4 separate regions of the Homo sapiens genome follow, and regions 1, 3 and 4 are each linked to region 2. Evidence: chromatin contacts called from ENCODE Hi-C or POLR2A ChIA-PET data. All regions are on one chromosome and are shown on one strand. The core of a region is the stretch at or near the end of the contact, and the rest is flanking DNA. Distances in the headings are between cores, read along the strand shown. Region 1 holds the start of CD2BP2-DT (CD2BP2 divergent transcript). Region 2 holds the start of FBXL19-AS1 (FBXL19 antisense RNA 1). Region 3 holds the start of TBX6 (T-box transcription factor 6). Region 4 holds the start of ALDOA (aldolase, fructose-bisphosphate A).

Region 1 (4,183 bases), core at 317-2,816, 570 kb before region 2:
CAGGCCCCAGCCACGCCAGCCCCTGGGCCGCACCCAGTCAATGTTGTCCAGCCAGCTGTCTCGGATCTGAGCATCCCGGTTCAGGAAGTAGTTGCCATCGGCATCAAAGTGGCCTTCCTCCATCTCCTCCTGCAGGTTAAAGGGTGTGATCCGAACACCCCCCTCGCTGGGGAGTGTGGCTGCCTCCTGACCTGCACCAAAGACACAGGTGCCCTTTTCCAGGCATGGAAAAAAGAGACCGGAGCCTCCCTCGCTCCACACCACCAGAGGCCCCTACTTGTTTTTCCAGCAGAGTGTATTCTTGGGTACAGCTTACCTTCTACATCCTCTGAGGCCAAGATGTCATATTTGCTGGACCCCCCATCATCATCATCCTCCTCCTCATCGCTATCCAAAGAGTGTTTGCCTTTAAAGCGGCTCCCAGGACCCCCTGACCCAGCCACAGGGTCCACCAGCTGTGAGCAGGAGCCAGAAAGTTGAGAAATGCAGGTTACTGGCTACCTCCCCAAATACTTCCGGATCTGGACCCAAATATTCCCCAAATATTTCAGGATCTCGACTACTTCCCCAAATATTTCAGGAGCCACACTAAAGACGCTCCCAACCCATTCCTCAGAGAACCTGAAAAAACTAGGCTTTTCTCTGCCTGCCCGCCCCGCCCCTCTCCCGCCAGCTTTCTTCCTCTTCAGGCTTCTAGCTCCTCTTTCCCCCACACAAAGCAGTCTGGCCCCCTCACCTTCTTCTTGGGGACAATGATTTCATCCTCATCCTCCTCATCTCCCACGCCTTGGAAGGTCACTTTCCTCTTTGGCATGACGGGGCAAAGAGGTGTTTCTCAAGCTGAGGAAAGGATGCAGAGGAAGGGAACCGGGTGAGGAGGGGACTCGCCAACAGACGCAGCACAGCAAACATTTTTCCTGGTCTGTGACAGGTACAGTTTGGGAGCGGAGGGAGCACAAAAGCAGGGGCCGAAAGGAAGCTGGCAGCCAGGAGGCCTCCAGGACTTGGGTCTAGCATCCGCGAGTTAAACGGGGCGGGGACGGAGGAGCGGACCCTCTGGATCCCCCGACCCTGGCTGAAAGGAGACAGGCTTCACCACGTGACCGCCCCCAACTCCAGCCCCCGCAGTCTGCGCGCCACCGGCTCCACGGGCTGACCCCCGCTCTCTACCCTGGCTCTCTCGGAGCTCGCCGGGCCCCGGCAGACCCAGGACCTGGCGCTCTCGCCACCCCGTTCCTCCCTGCTCCGAACTCCCAATTCCGTGTGGTGAGCCCCAACTGTCCCGGGCTGTGTACAACTTAGAGGGCCACGGGGATTCGGGCGGTCCCACCCTCGCGCACTCACCTGGGAATCCGCGGAAGGCGAGGTGGAAAAAAGAAGAGATGCTTGCGCCAGGGCTACATCCGGGGCACCCGGCCGCCATCACCCGGAAGAGGACTGCGGAAGGCGCCCGGGAAGCCCGGAAGTGGCTTCACTCGGGTTAGGGAACTAACTGGAAGAGCGGGCGGAAGTATGCGATAAGCGAGCGAAGACGCCTCCACCCTCTCTCCCGCCAGAAGTGACGTCAGTCACGTGGGAGGACAATGGTGAGAAGAGGGAACCTAAGAATTCCTGGACTCTGACTGGGCGTGAGAAATGGCCGGAAGTAGCTTCGAGTCCGTCATTCAAGCAGTAGAGGCTCTGGAGAAAAACTGGAGCGCATCTGCTTAAAGGGCCGCCCAGGGTCAGGATGGAGGGGCAAAGTCCGAGCAGGGTCAGTGGGTTGCTGCTCCGTTTTCCTGTCCTGGGTTCAAGTCACCCTTCCCCCAGGGCTAAGGGCTCAGCGCCCCTACCGTCTCGTTAGAAATCCTGCCTTCCCATTCCTATGGTCCAGTGGTCAGCCCTCCTAGCCTGAGAGGTGCAGCCTTGCCTCTCCGAGGGGAAGCCTGACTCTCCCGATGGCCAGCCTGGGGCCCCTGGACGGCTCTCCGGGCACTTTCTGAACACACCTCCCTTTAGGACCCAGGGGAAATAATTTGTCCCACGCCCATACCCTGGGCGAGTTCCTGGTTTCTGAGGTGGGAGAGCCATCACTGGAGAGGTGGCATTGGCGCCAGTACTCAGGCCAGAAGCCCCTTGTGCCCTGCTCTCAGGTAGGCCTGGAAAAGGGCAACAGTGCCTCTCTGCAGCATGAAGCCCCCCTGAGCAAACAGGGCCTAGCAACTCCTGCCCAGGTAGCGGAATGTGGCCCAAGCAGAAGGGGGAATTGGGGAGGTAGCGGGGATCAGCCCCTGTGCTGGGACCCCTAGCTCTTGACACTCGGAGCCTGCATCCCCCTAAGCCAAGACTGTGCGCAGGCAGCACGTGCTGAAGCCAGACGAGGACAGCATGAGAGTTCCCCTACTCTTCCCCCAGGCAACTAGATGGGCCACTTCTCTCTCCCTAGGGGTTTCCTCCCATATTGGATCACGATGAAAACTGCACAGAAAGTCCGTGCTCAGTTTCTTCCATGGTTACAGAACACAGGCCCCAGACCAGGAAGGCATTCTGCTAAAGAAGGGGACCCGAAACCTCAGCTACCAGCGCCGATGGTTCATCCTCCGAGGAAACCTCCTCTTCTACCTAGAACACTAGACCGACCATGCACCCCTGAGCCTCATCCTGTTAGAGAACTGCCAGGTGGAACCACACCTTAAGGCTGCAGAACCCTATGCCTTTACCATCCTGACCCCTGGGGTGGAGGGCACAGGTGGGCGGGCCTACAAGCTGGCTGCAGAAACCCAGGAAGAGCTGGAGACTTGGCTGTGGGCACTGGCTGGCGCGAGCTGGAGGCGGCTGGCTGGGCTGCTGTCCCCCCTCCCCCCCCACCAAAACCCAATACTGGGAGCTGTGCCAGGCAACTGGCCAAGAACCCATCTCATCCCCAGAGGACAGTGGCTTTCTAGCCACTGTGAGTACCCCCTCCAGCTTCCAGGAGTTGCATGAGCACTTTGGGAAGGAGATCCGGGTGCTGCACGTGGTACATAGAGAGCTCCAGGCAGCCAGTGACAATGGAGACAGCAGATCCCAGGCAAAGATGGAGCAGGAGCTCAACCAGTGTCTGATGAGTGACTGAGAGATGGACCCAAAGCTAAGAGGTACCTACTTGCCAAGACAGCAGACTGCTTCAACAGAGACCCAGGTCCTGGCTCTGTCCCTCCCTCCCTCGTCCTTACCCCATCCCCCCCTCATCAAATAACAAGGCAGAAAACAGGCCCAGGTACAACAGCAGGTTCTTTTCCAATTCCTCAAAGCGCTGCATGGGGTGGGGGCAGAGACAGAAGAGAATGTAAACATTGGGTTCCACCCCCTGGAGCTCAAGGGAAGACCCTTACCCAGATAGGGACTAACTGGAGGGGTGGAAGGGAACAAGGTGAAAGGTATGGGTCCTGGTGAGACAAAAGCAGGGGGGCCTGAGAACACAGAGCAAGGTGGGTTTGGAGGGAGCACAGCAGGGTGCAGGAAGGGAGATGGGGGACATTTCCTATTCCAGTGCATGTCCCCTTAAATAAACTGGGTACAGGAGCATTATGGAAGGAGAACCAAAGGACAGAAGACAAAGCGAGCACCCCCACCCCAGGCCAACGCCATCCTCTGTACACAATTACAACACAGGTCCAGAATGAGAGCCCTGGCCAGGAAGTGGGGGAGACAGGGAGGGCTGAAGACAGGGAAAAGGAAGCCAGCTCCACCTCATGGTAAGGGGAGCTATGGAGTGTAAGAATCTGAAACTGCTGACTCCCATCACCAGGAGTCACCCCTGGGATGACAACGGGCCATTCAGGACAGCACCTAGGAGGGGACCCAGAGGGAACTGGGGCAGGAGCGACAGAGACCCCAGCTGAGCCTCATGGGAGATGAGAGGCTCCAGACTCATTTGCAGCTGCCCATCTGTCCTGCCCGTGTAGGGATCAGCAGCTGGCGAGGAGATGGGGAACCAAGCCACTTTCCCCAGCAAGGGACAGCCTGACAAGGTGCTAGGGGGTGGCACCTTGGGCCAGGCCTGTTCTTGGCTGAGGGAAAGAGGGGGGCCATGCAGTCCAGCCCCAGGGCAGAGGTCAGAAGTAAGCGTCCTGCCGGGCCTCGGCTGAGGGCCTGTCCCCACCATCATGGGGGCCTGGGGGCCCATCTGCCTTTCGACGCAGCGAAAGCTTCCGGCCTTGAG
Region 2 (4,572 bases), core at 2,060-4,559:
CTCACTGCAACCTCCGCCTTCCAGGTTCAAACAATTCTCTTTTCTCAGCCTCCTGAAGAGCTGGGACTACAGGTGCACACCACTACACCTGGCTAATTTTTCTATTTTTAGTAGAGATGGGGTTTCACCATATTGGTCAGGCTGGTCTCGAACTCCTGACCCCAGGTGACCCACCTGCCTTGGCCTCCCAAAGTGCTGAGATTACAGGCGTGAGCCACCATGCCCGGCCCTCAAGATTTTTATGAGGACCACATGAAATGCTGAAAGCACTTAGTAGTATGTCCAGGAGCAGGGTCTTGCTCTGTCATCTAGACTTGAATGCAGCGAGTGGCATCGTCATAGCTCACTGCAGGCTCAATCTCTCAGCCTCAAGCAATCCTTGCCCCTCAGCCTCCTAAGTAGCTGGGACTACACGTCCAGCTAATTTTTGTATTTTTGTAAAGATGGGGCCTCACTATGTTGCCTTGGCTGGTCTTGAACTCCTAGTTTCAAGTTATCCTCTCACCTTGGCCTCCCGAAGTGTTGGGATTATAGGCGTGAGCCACTGCAACTGGCCAGGACAGTGATTGATTGATTGATTGATTGGTTTGAGACAGAGTCTCACTCTGTCGTCCAGGATGGAGTGCAGTGGCACGATCTCAGCTCACTGTAACCTCCACCTCCCGGGTTCAAGCAATTCTGCTGCCTCAGCCTCTCGAGTAGGTGGGATTACAGGCACATTCCACCATGCCCGGCTAATTTTTGTATTTTTAGGAGAGACAGGGTTTCACCATACTGGCCATTGCTGGTCTCGAACTCTTGACTTCATGATCCGCCCGCCTAGGCCTCCCAAAGTGCTGGGATTGACAGTGGCATTTAAATAGAGACCTTTTAGAAAAGTGGGAAAGTAGAAAAATAAATAATAAATACATAAATAGAGACCTGTAAATGATGAACAGTGAACTTGGTGGAGAAGTGAGATGGGCATGGGGAGGATAGCCCTCAAGCAGAGGGAACAGGGTAGAAATCAATCATGCAACACCAAATTCAAGCAGTGAGGATAGAGGGGACAGCCAATCCTCTAGGGAGGGCTAAGGATTTCCTGACTGATAAAGCCTGAGCGGCAAAGAAGCCTCCTATCCAGCCTTGGGCAAGTCTCTGCCAAGCTGGGACTTCACACTACACTGGCCAGCCATTGACTTCCCTGATAGAAAAACCACAACCAACAAGTCCTCGCTGGGGCTGGTCTGCCAAACACAGAAGACAGAGGGAAGGGGAGGGGGCTGTCTTGGGGTCAGAAGTGAGCAGGTTTTCCAGGGGAGAAGGAAGATTGAGAAGAGGGGTATGGCTGCTGGCTCACACCTATAATCCCAACACTTAGGGAGGCCAAGGCGGGAGGCACACTTGTGGCCAGGAGTTCGAGACCAGCCTGGGCAACATAGCGAGACTTCGTCTGAACAAAAAAAAATTATAGTTTAAAAATTAGCTGGGTGTAGTGGCGCGTGCCTGAAGTCCCAGGTATTCACAAGGCTGAGGGAGGAGGATCGCTTAAGCCCAGGAGGTCGAGGCTGCAGCAAACTATGATCCTGCAACTGCACTCCAACCCAAGTGACAGAGCAAGACCTTAAAACACACACAAAAAAAACCAAAAAACGGCAGAAAGATGAGAAGCCGTTCCATTTGCATAGGCAGTTGAAGTGTCTAGGCAGAGGCCTCCAAGGCTGACTGGATATCAGGCAGGGGATGAGGCTGGACAGCCTGCAATGCCTCCAACTCCAGGTTGCGGAAATCGTGTTTGTAGTACCTCAGTCGAATGGAGATTGAGCGCCCCCTGGGAGCAGTGCTCGGTAACAGACGCTGGAGGACCCCGATGAGGAGGGGCGGGGGTCGGTTCAATCTGGGAGGAGCCTGCGGGTCAGTTTTCTTCTCACAGGAGCGAACTCTGTCCGGCATCATGGATTCCTGGGCTCCCAGAACGGCTGGGCTGGAAGGGACCTTAGAAAGGGATCTACCACCGCGTGCCCCGTGCCAGAGTTGGGCACTTTGGTGACAAGAACATTGGCTTGTTTAACACTCACAACTGTGCTTCGAGGTGGGGATCATTATCCCCATTGTCCCCATTTTGCAGATGAGAAAAAGCAAGGTTTGGTGGCTTCCCGGGGCGGGGCGGGGATTCGCTGTGACTCCAGGTCCTTTTCCCCGGAGCCCGCACGTCTTGTAAGACACTGATTCCCGGAGGTCTGAGGAGCAGGAATCGAGTGGGAGGTGCCCAGGCTTTCTAGGGAACAAGAGTGTGAATGCACTCTCGACGAGAACCACGCCCCCCTGTTCGACAAGACTGATTCCTGCTGCCTTCCTTTAAGGGCCCTCCCCTGAAACGCGAAGTCCTCGCCCCATGGAGAGGCGGACATTCTTTATTCCCGGATCGCCCGACGTTTTTCTCCCCCACCCGCACTGATCCCCACTGGTGACATAAATCCTTCCCCTCCACTCGCGAGTGAAAGCTTGGGACTACATTTCCCGCCAGGCTGTTCAGAAGCCGGTGGCGGAGAGAGGAGAAAAGAGTCTTTCCGTTTCCGTCGCCTCGCAATTTGGCGTGTCCGCCGGGATTCACATTTCAACAGCGACGTCCTTTCTCTGTTGGACTCGGCAAGGAACTACATTTCCCAGCAGGCACCGGCGCAGAGGTCGAGGGGCGAGGTCGCCATCTTTTTCGTAGTCCTCTCCCTCATTTCCGCAGGGAAGAGGCCAGACGCCTGGACTACACATCCCATGTCGCAGTCGCCCCGGCCCTGCAGCCGCCATCTTTGCCGGTGGCCCCGCCCCATCCCCTTCCATTGTCTCGACTTGAGATGATAGACGGGAGCCGGGAGACTGCAACTCCCGTCAGGCCGTGCGCCACTGGTGGGGGGGATTTCGAGACCACAGGCGGGCGAGGTGCCCAAGGTGGTGGAAAGCGGAGACCGGGAGAGGCTAGGTAGCCTGCCATCTTTACGGTAGTCTCCTCGTCCTCCTGGTTCCGCCATTCTTAAGGAACACTGGAAGGCTATAAAACTACTAATCCCATCGCACCTCGTAAGATCGACTACTAGTCAGGTGTATGTCCCTCTTCCGCCATCTTGCTTGTAGTCCTCTTTCCTTTTCACCTTTCCATTGTTCCTGACGAGTAGAAATGGCAGCGGGAAGGCAGCAGATGGACTGCGACTCCCGTCAGGTACCACACACGCGGAGGGTTGTGGACAGGAGGGCGTGTGAGTGCCTGGGAAGGAGGTCGGGTCGGGGGAGAAGGCCATCTTGTTTGTAGTCATCGTTCCCTCTCCTTCTCGATGTTCTGCAACTGGGAGCCTCGGGGCAACGGGACTCTAACTCCCGGCATCCTCGGCTCCCGGCTGGGCACGCCCTCCGCCGTCCTGTTTGTAGTTCCCGCTGTCCCCAGCGTCCTATTGTTCCCCCGTAGCATCAGTGGCCGCAGGACTACAACTCCCGTCGAGCCCTGCGTGCGTTCGTCCTGGAAAGTGGAGGTGGTGGAGGAAGGAGGGGGAAGGGGGCGGGGTTCCTCTGGGAGAAGGAGGGAGTAAAGAGGGGGAGGAGGAGGAGGAGGAGGGAAGGAGGAGGGAGGGGAGGGGAGGGGGGAAGAGAGGAGGAAGGAGGAAGGAGCTGAGGAGGGATGAGAGAGGCGGCCAGGGCCCCGGGCCGTAGCAGCGCGGGGCTGGGGGACCAGGGGGGCTGAGACACCCCAACTGCCCCCTTCCCCTTTCCCTCTCCCCCTCTATCCTTTCCTTCCACCCTCCCGCTTGAGGAGGGGGATTTATTCAAATTTTATTTAAATCCCTATCTCCCGAGGGTCGCGCGCTTGGGGGAGGGGGAGAGGTCGGGGGTGCGCGCGGGCTGGGGGGGGCGGGGCCGGAGCAGCTTCCTTCACCTCCCCCTCCGCTCGCCTCGCAGCCGTAGGGCAGGGGGTCGCAGTCCAGGGGCGGGCCCAGGGGAGGGGGGCAGGTTACAGCGACCCCCCCCTCCCCGGGAACCGGCGGTGGGCGGGCTTGAACCCCGGAAACGGTGGGGGGGGCCCAGGCCTGGCACTGGACCCCTGGGCAGTGGGGTCCGGGAAGGGGCCAGTTAAAGGGCCAGGGGCGCTGGGGAGAGGCGGGGCGGGGTGGGGGGAGGGGAGCTGGGACTCGGACCCGGGACTGAGTGGGCCCCGGGCAGAAGCTGAGCACCCTGCGCCCAAGGAGCCCCCGTTGGCCTGGGGGGGCTGAGGGACTGAGCCTCCCAGAGCAGGACCTCCCCCTGGAAGGGCCGCGCCGCAGCCCGTGGGAGGGCCTCGCCCCCGGCGCCCCCCATCTCCACTCGCCGCCGTCCCGGCCTCCGCCGGAGGGAGGGGCCGAGCGCCCTCGGGGGGCCGTGGACCCCGGCGTTCTGAGCGTTCCGCGCCCCGCGCCGCCCGGCCCCCCCGCCGCCGATGGCCGCCGACCCGCCGGGAGCTGCCGAGAAGGGAGAGATGGCTCCCGGGACACGTGTGAGGTGGGTTCATGCGGCTCCTCCTCACCCCCAGACCTGGGCAGCGCCCACTCCCATTCATCCTCAGCCCGGCCT
Region 3 (4,581 bases), core at 1,168-3,667, 830 kb before region 2:
CACTGATAGTCCCAGTTACTACAGAGGCTGAGGCGGGAGGGTCACTTGAGCCTGGGAAGTCAAGACTACAGTGAGCCACAATTGCACCACTGCACTCCAGCCTGGGCAACAGGGCAAGACACTGTCTCTGAAAAATGAAAAAGGGCCAGGCGCAGTGGCTCATGCCTGTAATCTCAGCACTTTAGGAAGCCGAGGTGGAAGGATCATGAGGTCAGAAGTTTGAGACCAGCCTGGCCAATATGGTGAAACACCGTCTCTACTAAAACTACAAAAATTAGCCGGGTGTGGTGGTGTGTGCCTATAGTCCCAGCTACTCGGGAGGCTGAGGCAGGAGAATCGCTTGAATCCAGGAAGCAGAGGTTGCGGTGAGCTGACGAGATCGTGCCACTACACTCTAGCCTGGGCAACAGAGCGAGACTCCATCTCAAAAAAAAAAAAAAAAAAAAAAAGAAGCCAGAGGGCGGAATCTTAGAGCTGGAAGGTTTTCTTGTCTCATTTTACATTTGGGGAAACAGGACAGACGGGTTAAGTGATCTGTCACACAGCAGGTTAGGAACAGAGCCATGACTCCTACCCCTCAAAGCCTATTTGCAGAAGCAGGGGTGACTAACTTTCTTGCTAGGAGCTTCCTGTCCCCACCCTCCTCTCCTCCCCTGATCTCCAGCACCAGAATCTGCAGCTCTTAGATGAATTTGCTTTAGAAAAAATATACCCTGCCTGCAGTAGGGCCGAGGACTTTCCATGCTAGGGCTTGAGTTCCTGCCCCAGCTAAAGACCTCATCTAAGGTCAAACACTGACCGTGTCCCTGCCTCTAGGGTGACCCTGGACCTAGTCATATACTGACTCCTATTCGAGTTGCATACTGATCCCGAATCCTGGCCAGATTTCCCTGATGCTGGTCAATGGGCTGGCCCTTGACCCCCTGTCCTTGTCTGGATGCTGGTCTAAGCCACACACTAACCTATAACCCAGAGGGACTTCCTGACCCTGCCCCAGACTGACCCATGACCCTTGCCATAGATTGGTCCCTAAACTCAGCCACAGACTCCACAGACTGGCCCTTAACCCTTGTCACAGAGTGACTCCTGATTCCTGCCACAGAGTAACCCTTGCCCCAGGCCATAGTCAGATTCTAGGCCTAGGCAGAGCTCTAGCCCCTCGGGAACCACCCAGTCCTAGCCCCCTCCCCAGGGACTCTGCCTTTCCCAAGAGACCCCCACCAGAAACACGGACCCTGGCCAGCCCCTCACCTCCCAGCTTTGGTGATGATCATTTCTGTTCCCACAGAGCTGAACTCCTTCCATAGCTCCCGGTTCTCCAGGCTCAGGCTGACCCCCGGGAGGGAATGGAGGGCCTCTGGAGCTGATGGGGCCGGCTCAGTGCCCATGGCAGGGGGCAGAAGGGGCAGAGGTGGGTGCGCGGCCAGGGTGCGGGGAGCAGCCTCCATCCCGGAGAGGAAGCAATCCAGTTTAGGGGTGTCCAGTTCTGGAAGCCGGGGAAGAATGAGGAGCCAGCCGAGGGCCACAGCCCCCCTATTCTCCTACCCAGGAGCTGGTCCCAACGCTCACCGGGGTAGCGGTAGCCCTCCGCTAGGGCGGGTGGGAAGCTGGAGTCGGCCCCAGGTTGGGCGGGCCCCAGGCGGTAGCCGGCCCCCAGGGACGGGTACAATTCTCGTGGATGGTACATGTTGTAGTTCCGTCTGGCCTCAGGTCTCGCTGCTTAGGGCCCCCGGTGCTGCGAGATGCCCCCTTTATAGCTCACAGCTCAGCCCCTTCCAGATCCAGGATCACAGCCCCTCCCCTCTTTGGGGCCCTGGAGTTGGGCTGGGGTGGAGACCCCTGGGGCCTCGAAGGGGTCCGAGAGGGGGTCGGATACCTGGGTACGGTCCCCTCCTCCCCTCCCTCCCCACCCCGGGAGGCTTCATTAGCCTCGACCCCCTGCCCCCTCATTACATAATTAACTCCTCGGCTTGATTGATCCCCAGGGCTCGGACAGGGACGCAGTTTGGCGCTTCCGGCCAGCTGGTCCCCGTTCCCACGGTGGGGAGCCCCGGCTAGGGATAAGCTGGGGGGCGGGGCCTGGAACCTGGACGGAGCCAAGAGTCCCGGGACACACCTTGGCGCCCCAGACCTTCTGGCAGGTGACCGCCCTCCGCCCCCCTTCACTTGGAGGCCGGGCCCTGGAGGGAAGCAGCGTGAACAGAGGGAAAGTGCAGGCTAGAGGGACGCGGCCTGAGCTGATTTCACAGGGCACTCGGGGCCGCGAGGAGGCCGCAGCCCAGTCCCGAGCACCGTAGTCCTCCCTGGTCCCCATGCTAAAAAAACCTCCATCCCGAGCCAAGCCTCCAAAGTTCGAAGGCGCTCACAGTCCGACAGCTTCTGACGCCTCGCGCCAGGGTTTCCCGAAGGTCCCGCGCTGGGGAACCCTCGGAACTACACTTCCCGGCAGGCTCAGCGCTGAGGCGCGCCCGAAGGAGCCGGACGGACCACGCGGGGGCCGCTGGGAGTTGCAGTCCGACCGCGAGGGGGCTGCGAGGCCGGCGGCGCGGTTGCCTCCCTGGGACGCTGCCCCTAGGCGGCGGCCAAACGCTGCAGATGAGCAGACGCAGATCAGCCGAGGTCACGGCGTAGGCAGCCAGAGTGGGCTCAGGACCTCCGCCAGCAGTGAAACCGTCCCGGTTCCCGGAGACCCAGCTTGGACGGCTGTGCCTACCCCATGCCCCGCCGGGGCTCAGAACCGCACAGGTCTATAGGGGCGGAAATCTCCGCTTGAGCTCCCCCTTCCCGGATTACACGCGAGCCTGAGCTGTCTCCACTCCATTGTTTTATTATGTACAAACGCTACAGAACGAGGGGGACAGACACGCGTGGGGTAAGAAGGGCCTGGTGGGAGGAGTTCACAGAGCAGACGGTGCACTGGGACCAGGAGAGCAGAACACAGGCCATAACTATAGGGCAGGTGGGGCAGGAACGGGTTAAAAACGAGATCCAAGCCAGCCAGATCGCAGGAGGTGCGGGGGCGTCGTCCCCCTTCTGTTCTCCCCCCAAGGTCACAGTGCATGCAATAAAATATATATACAGGAGCTAGATCCGTCCTCTGCAGGGGCTCTGAGGGTCCAGAGCTCCCTTCGGGTGGCGGGAAGCCAGTGGCGCTCCCTGGCGGCCAGGCCGGGCTGGAGCCACATGCGTCGGGGGAGCGGGGGTCAGTCCCAGCCGTTGTCTTTGATCATGTGGTTGAGTTCAATGATGTACTTCCCCTCTTTGTACTTCTGGCTGCTCTCAAAGGCCTGTTCCTGAAAGGAGGGGCGGGACCGTCATCCCCGGAGCAACAGTCTCACCACAAGGCACTGGGGTTGGGAAGTGGACATGAGTGGCCCCATTTTACATATGAGGAAACTGTGGCCCAGAGGGGCAGGGCCGTATTTCTCACAAACACAGAGTAGAATAGAACTCCCTGACTCAAAGGTACTTTTTTAAGTACTAATGATGGCTCCAACAGAGAAGATAGGGAAGTGGCTAAAAGATTTCACAGTTCAGGGTTTGCAAACTGGTAGCTTCATGGCCATTTTGGCCTACAACATGTATTATGTTTGGACAGCAGACAGTTTAATAAAAATAACTTTAAAGTATTAAAATATAAGTAGGCCTTGCTCACTCCAGTTTGCCCAGCCTGCCCCCAACTCCCAACCCTGCCAATCTATGCTACCCTTTACACATCTACAGTATCTGCTTGGCCTTGCAGGCACTTGAGGTTTTTTTGTTTGTTTGGTTTTGAGAGGGAGTCTTGCTCTGTCGCCCAGGCTGGAAGTGCAACGGCGCGATATCGGCTCACTGCAACCTCCGCTTCCCGGGTTCAAGTGATTCTGCTGCCTTGGCCCCGAGTAGCTGGGATTACAGGCGCCCACCACCACGCCGAGCTAATTTTTGTATTTTTAGTAGAGATGGGGTTTCACCATGTTAGTCAGGCTGTTCTCGAACTCCTGACCTCAGGTGATCCACCTGCCTCAGACTCCCAAAAGTGCTGGGATTACAGGCGTGAGCCACCACACCCAGCCTGGCACTTGAGTTTTTGACCTCTTGTTTAGGCCAGCTCTTTATTAATTATTATTATTTTTGAAACGGAGTCTCGCTCTGTCTCCGCTCACTGCAAGGCTCTGCCTCCTGGGTTCACGCAATTCTCCTGCCTCAACCTCATGAGTAGCTGGGACTAGAGGCGCCCGCCACCACACCCAGCTGATTTTTTTTTTTTTTTTTTGTATTTTTGGTAGAGATGGGGTTTCACCGTGTTAGCCAGGATGGTCTCAATCTCCTGACCTTGTGATCCACCCGCCTCGGCCTCCCAAAGTGCTGGGATTACAGGTGTGAGCCACTGTGCCTGGCCGGCCAGCTCTTTATTTGGTAGAGGTCCAGAGTGGCCAAGCCACCTGTCCAGAGACACACAGCCAATCTGTGGCAGGGTCAGCAGCGAGCTCAGGTCAGGGCTGGCTGGCTGGCTCTGCCTGGGACATCCACCTCACAGAGGCACCACAGTTCCAAGCGACGCCTGAAGAATCCTGTCCCTTGCAGTGTCCCAAGAGCATC
Region 4 (4,207 bases), core at 1,641-4,140, 860 kb before region 2:
CAGTTGCTCACTCCTTTAATCTTAGCACTTTGGGAGGCTGAGGCAGGTGGATCATCTGAGGCCAGGAGTTCCGAGACCAGCCTGACCAACATGGTGAAACCCCCATCTCTACTACAAATACAAAAATTAGCTGGGTGTGGTGGCTCACGCCTGTAGTTCAGCTACTCAGAAGGCTGAGGCAGAACTACTTGAACCCAGGAGGTGGAGGTTGCAGTGAGCCAAGATCGCACCATTGCACTCCACCCTGGGCAACAGAGTGAGACCCTGTCTCAAAAAAAAAAAAAAAATTAAAAATAGGTAAATTGCCATTTTCAAAGATACCTGTAAAGATTTTTAAAATCATTCATGAATGCGGTCTGTTCGTTGCACAGAGTAGATGCTCAAAAATGGTGAATGAGACCCTCTATTTTGGTCTCATGCTGAAGAAGTCCATAAAGCCCACAAGTCATTTTCATGATGGACAGAAAAATGTGTGTGCTTTCTCTGTCTACTGCCTCAACTGCACAGACCCCGGGACTGTAGCAGAACCATCTTTTGAGCTTGACACCGGGAGGCCCAAATTCTAGCACGGGACCCAGGGCCAGTTGCTCTCTGGTCCTCAGTCTCCTCACCCATAAAATGGGAAGGAGAGAACCCTGAATCATTGCTTCTAGCTTCTGAACTCAGTTGTTCAGAACAAGGACTCACTGCTGATTTTTCAACAGCACAGGGAATTGCACTGTTCCTGGGAATGATGGACAGTACCCTCTGTTCCACTGGGCAAGTGAGATTTCCCAGGCCTCTCTGTTCCCTTCTCCCCTTAGAGAGCAACAGACGTGGCCCCATCCCACCTCCCTCAACCCTCTCTCTCCTCCCTCAGGACTGGGCACCTCGCTGCCCCCGCTGCTGCCCACTCTGCGACTGTGCCTGTACGTGCCAGCTCCCCGACTGCCAGAGCCTCAACTGTCTCTGCTTCGAGATCAAGCTCCGATGAGGACCCAGGGCCCCTGCCCTCTGGGGAGCGGCCAGCCCCCAGGGCCCATGTGCCCTCCTCCCTGAAGAGCCTTTCCCCACGCCACTGGAACCACAGATGGCCTGCCGAGCACCCAGGCCTGGGAACTGGAAGTGGCAGCGCAGGGCCTGGCTCCCTGCAGGGCAGGACTCTTGGCCGGCTGGACGGCAGCTCCTCTGGAGGGCCAGAAAAGAGAGGGGCTAGTGCTCGGGCAGGTGCCCTGGCTTCCCTTCCCCTCCACACGTCAACGATTCTATTTGAAGTTGGGCAGGGGGGTGGCGCTGCTCACCACACACAAGTGTTATAGGAGGAGTCTGGCCCTTGAGTACCGGGTACGCAGGGGTGCCTCAACCACACTCCGTCCACGGACTCTCCGTTATTTTAGGAGGTGAGTGTAGTGCCAGTATCTACTCTCCTTCTTAAAAAAAACCAGGGCTCCAGAGAATCAGAACAGCCACCATCACCGCAGGGAGTCAAGGGAGGAGGGAGATTAGAGAAGGAGCCAGGGAGGGTGGCAGGGAGGCCACGTGATCCGAGTCCCCTCACCCCTTTCCTTCCCACAGGTCCCTGGCCAAAGATTTATTTCTCTTGACAACCAAGGGCCTCCGTCTGGATTTCCAAGGAAGAATTTCCTCTGAAGCACCGGTGAGTGGGCAGGGGCTCCCTCCCCATCAATAGGGCCGACCCAAGTCTTCCTCCCCCTTCCCCCATGCCGGGCCCCACGATAGTGTGAATGTCAGGGGCTTCAGGTTTCCCTAAATATAGGTCCCTGCCAGAGGATCCGTGGCGGGAAAAGGGCAGGGGTCATTAGAGAAGATCGGGGACACATGTGGGGCGGGCAGGAGCTGCCTTATAACCAGCCCGGGAACCCCTAGCTCACTCGCTGCTGACCAGGCTCTGCCGGCTCCTTCGGCCTCGCCGCAGGTGGGCCCCTTGCAGGACCGGGCCGGGGTGGGGATGGGGTTGGGGTTGGGCCAACAGGGTCCAGATGGGGTCCAGGTGAGGAGGGGAGATTTGGACGATAGGAGCAGGGGGCTCAGCATCTGGGAGGCAGATCAGTTCGGGGACGGATTTTCTTTTGGAGAAGGAAGTCAGGCTCAAGGAAGACGTTTGGCAGGAACTGTGACCCCGCATGCCAGAGGCCGAGCAGCGGCCGGTGCATAGCCGCGCATTCTGGTTTTCTGTGGCGCAGAGGACTACCAGCCTGGCTGCGGCGGCCCGGCGGAGAGCGCGCACGCATGCGCGACCCAGCCCGGCCTGCCAGCCTGGAACTCGGATGGGGAGGTCTCGCCTCCGCGCGCCGCTAGTTCCGCCGCCTTCTCGCGCTCCCTGCGTGTCCTCTCGATGCCCTTTCCTCCGCCTCCCTTACGCCTGGGCCAGTGACAGGGTGTCGGCTCCGCGCCGATTCAGCCCGCGGGCGAGGCAGGCTAACGCACGACTGCGCGATGTGGCCCCTATGGTGACACGCGCTGCAGCCGCGAAGACCGGAAGCTGGGGCGGCCCCGGGCCGCGCGCGCTGGGCCTGGGAGGCGAAACTCAGCTTCCTTCGTTTCCGACTTTTCCATCCGCGTCCTCCACTTCCCCGTTCCGCCCTCCCCCATTGCCAACATTCTGGCTGAGTCACGGCGCCCCAGAGCGCGCCAGGCTGGGGGAAAGGAGCAGAAGGGAGGGCCCTAGCGACCCGCGGGATGTGGTCCGAGTCACGTCCGAGGGGGGTGGGGAGGGATCGTGTTCTCGGCGCCCGCCCCTTCCTAGCGCGGCCTCTGGGCTGCGCCTCTCGGGGGCGGCCCGTAGCCCAGTCCGTCGCCTGCCATTGGACGCCGCCCGCTCCTCGTAAAGGAAAAAGCTCGGCGGAGGGCGGAGTGGTGCCTTTAAAAGGCCGGGCGCCGCCTTCCGCCTGCCCGCCTCCTGCGCCGCCCCTTCCGAGGCTAAATCGGCTGCGTTCCTCTCGGAACGCGCCGCAGAAGGGGTCCTGGTGACGAGTCCCGCGTTCTCTCCTTGAATCCACTCGCCAGCCCGCCGCCCTCTGCCGCCGCACCCTGCACACCCGCCCCTCTCCTGTGCCAGGTGAGCGCCCCTCTTCACGTGCGGGGACCAGGGACCGTGGAGAGGGATCTTGGGGGCAGTGGCGGGTTGGGCGTCCGCGTGGAGGCCTCCCCCATCCCATGCCAGCGTCTCCCCACTACCAGGCACACACAGGCTCCCCGGCCCCTCCAGCCTGAGGTCCTCTAACTGCGCAATGCAGCGGCTGCGCGCGCTGAGTCATGGCGGGGGAGGAAGCCGGACGAGATGAAGGACCATTCTCCCCCTTTTCTTGCAGGGACCCCTGTGGCAAAGGATTAGGGCCCCTTAGCCCTGGCGGGGATCCTAAGAGGCAGTGAGGGGTGGGGGCCGGCCCATGTACAGCCCCAGGGTTCTCGCAAGTGGGAGCTTGGTTTCTGTCCTGGGAAACGGGGCGCCCTTCGCGAGGAGGGAAACCCCTCCGCGGTGCTTGATGCCCCCTTAACACTTTCCCTGTCTCTCCTTATCGGGCGACCTTGATTCTGAGCCCGGAACAGCTGCAGCCATGCGAAGCGACGGGAGCATTTTTCAGGGGAAGGCGCTTGCTCCTCCACGTTCTTGCCCCGTAGGAACAGTGACGATGGCAAAGCTTACCGCTTTCCTCGCCTCGGGCTAGGGCTTGTTCCGCCGCCCTTTCCTGGGCTTCTCCTTGCTCTCTTATATTTTTCCTAATGCCCCTTTCCTACCACCCGCCCCCTCCCTTGTGGGGAAAAGCCTGACCTTGGGATGTCCTTGAAGCCTTGGAGCCCGGGCCAGCCCTGGGATCTTGAGGGGATTGGAAGGAACACCCCAGTGGCAGTCAGAAGAGCTGGGTTCTAATCTCAGATCTGGCTCCGGGGTTGCTGTGTGGCTTGAAGCACAGACCTTTCCCATATCTGGGCCCTTTCCCACGAGGGTGTTGGGCCCTCTGCTTGATTCACGATCTTTACATTCTAAAATACTCCGGTTCGGTTTTGTTTTCAGGCAAGGTGACCCCATGGCAAGGCGCAAGCCAGAAGGGTCCAGCTTCAACATGACCCACCTGTCCATGGCTATGGCCTTTTCCTTTCCCCCAGTTGCCAGTGGGCAACTCCACCCTCAGCTGGGCAACACCCAGCACCAGACAGAGTTAGGAAAGGTACAGGGGCAGGCCTAGCAAAGGGAAGTTGGGCGTAA

What was found. Hi-C counts contacts between places; a loop is a spot of excess contacts on that map. ChIA-PET counts read pairs that join two places held with the same protein, here RNA polymerase II (POLR2A). Pooled maps may share reads with other maps.
Region 1: a loop to region 2 is called in a map of CD8-positive, alpha-beta T cell, with 3 times the contacts of the local background. The contact joins the promoter of CD2BP2-DT here to the promoter of FBXL19-AS1 in region 2. A Hi-C loop is called at or near these places in 1 of 168 maps with a recorded cell type or tissue (CD8-positive, alpha-beta T cell) and 8 of 50 pooled maps. POLR2A ChIA-PET finds 5 or more read pairs at or near these places in 1 of 52 experiments (HepG2).
Region 3: a map of B cell shows a loop between it and region 2 (27-fold over the local background). The contact joins the promoter of TBX6 here to the promoter of FBXL19-AS1 in region 2. A Hi-C loop is called at or near these places in 1 of 168 maps with a recorded cell type or tissue (B cell), 1 of 37 single-sample maps with no recorded cell type and 6 of 50 pooled maps. POLR2A ChIA-PET finds 5 or more read pairs at or near these places in 1 of 52 experiments (HEK293).
Region 4: a map of CD8-positive, alpha-beta T cell shows a loop between it and region 2 (4-fold over the local background). The contact joins the promoter of ALDOA here to the promoter of FBXL19-AS1 in region 2. A Hi-C loop is called at or near these places in 2 of 168 maps with a recorded cell type or tissue (CD8-positive, alpha-beta T cell and naive thymus-derived CD4-positive, alpha-beta T cell), 1 of 37 single-sample maps with no recorded cell type and 8 of 50 pooled maps.

What each region holds. Positions count from the first base shown.
Region 1 is chr16:30,353,868-30,358,050 of GRCh38, forward strand. CD2BP2-DT (CD2BP2 divergent transcript) reads left to right here and starts at 1,567. Exons shown (of 2, transcript NR_184233.1): 1 at 1,567-1,753; 2 at 2,426-4,183. It overlaps CD2BP2 (CD2 cytoplasmic tail binding protein 2), which reads right to left and starts at 1,441. Exons shown (of 7, transcript NM_006110.3): 1 at 1,345-1,441; 2 at 737-840; 3 at 317-455; 4 at 34-191. The coding sequence starts at 814. TBC1D10B (TBC1 domain family member 10B) reads right to left here. Exons shown (of 9, transcript NM_015527.4): 9 at 3,235-4,183. The coding sequence ends at 4,077. RefSeq lists enhancers at 455-1,406, 491-1,690, 1,381-1,675, 1,407-2,358, 1,413-1,472 and 1 more.
Region 2 is chr16:30,919,960-30,924,531 of GRCh38, forward strand. It overlaps FBXL19-AS1 (FBXL19 antisense RNA 1), which reads right to left and starts at 3,310. Exons shown (of 1, transcript NR_024348.1): 1 at 1-3,310. FBXL19 (F-box and leucine rich repeat protein 19) reads left to right here and starts at 3,613. Exons shown (of 11, transcript NM_001382779.1): 1 at 3,613-4,500. RefSeq lists enhancers at 1,683-2,651, 2,392-3,211, 2,652-3,619, 3,242-3,331, 3,372-3,531.
Region 3 is chr16:30,089,507-30,094,087 of GRCh38, forward strand. It overlaps TBX6 (T-box transcription factor 6), which reads right to left and starts at 2,418. Exons shown (of 9, transcript NM_004608.4): 1 at 2,367-2,418; 2 at 1,570-1,735; 3 at 1,252-1,486. The coding sequence starts at 1,687. It overlaps YPEL3 (yippee like 3), which reads right to left. Exons shown (of 4, transcript NM_031477.5): 4 at 2,808-3,293. The coding sequence ends at 3,204. RefSeq lists enhancers at 882-1,755, 2,888-3,077 and a silencer at 2,408-2,667.
Region 4 is chr16:30,062,870-30,067,076 of GRCh38, forward strand. ALDOA (aldolase, fructose-bisphosphate A) reads left to right here and starts at 2,891. Exons shown (of 10, transcript NM_001243177.4): 1 at 2,891-3,058; 2 at 4,016-4,169. The coding sequence starts at 4,029. It overlaps LOC112694756 (uncharaterized LOC112694756), which reads left to right. Exons shown (of 14, transcript NM_001365304.2): 5 at 860-1,379; 6 at 1,555-1,636. The coding sequence ends at 973. RefSeq lists an enhancer at 1,942-2,722 and silencers at 2,719-2,988, 3,029-3,208.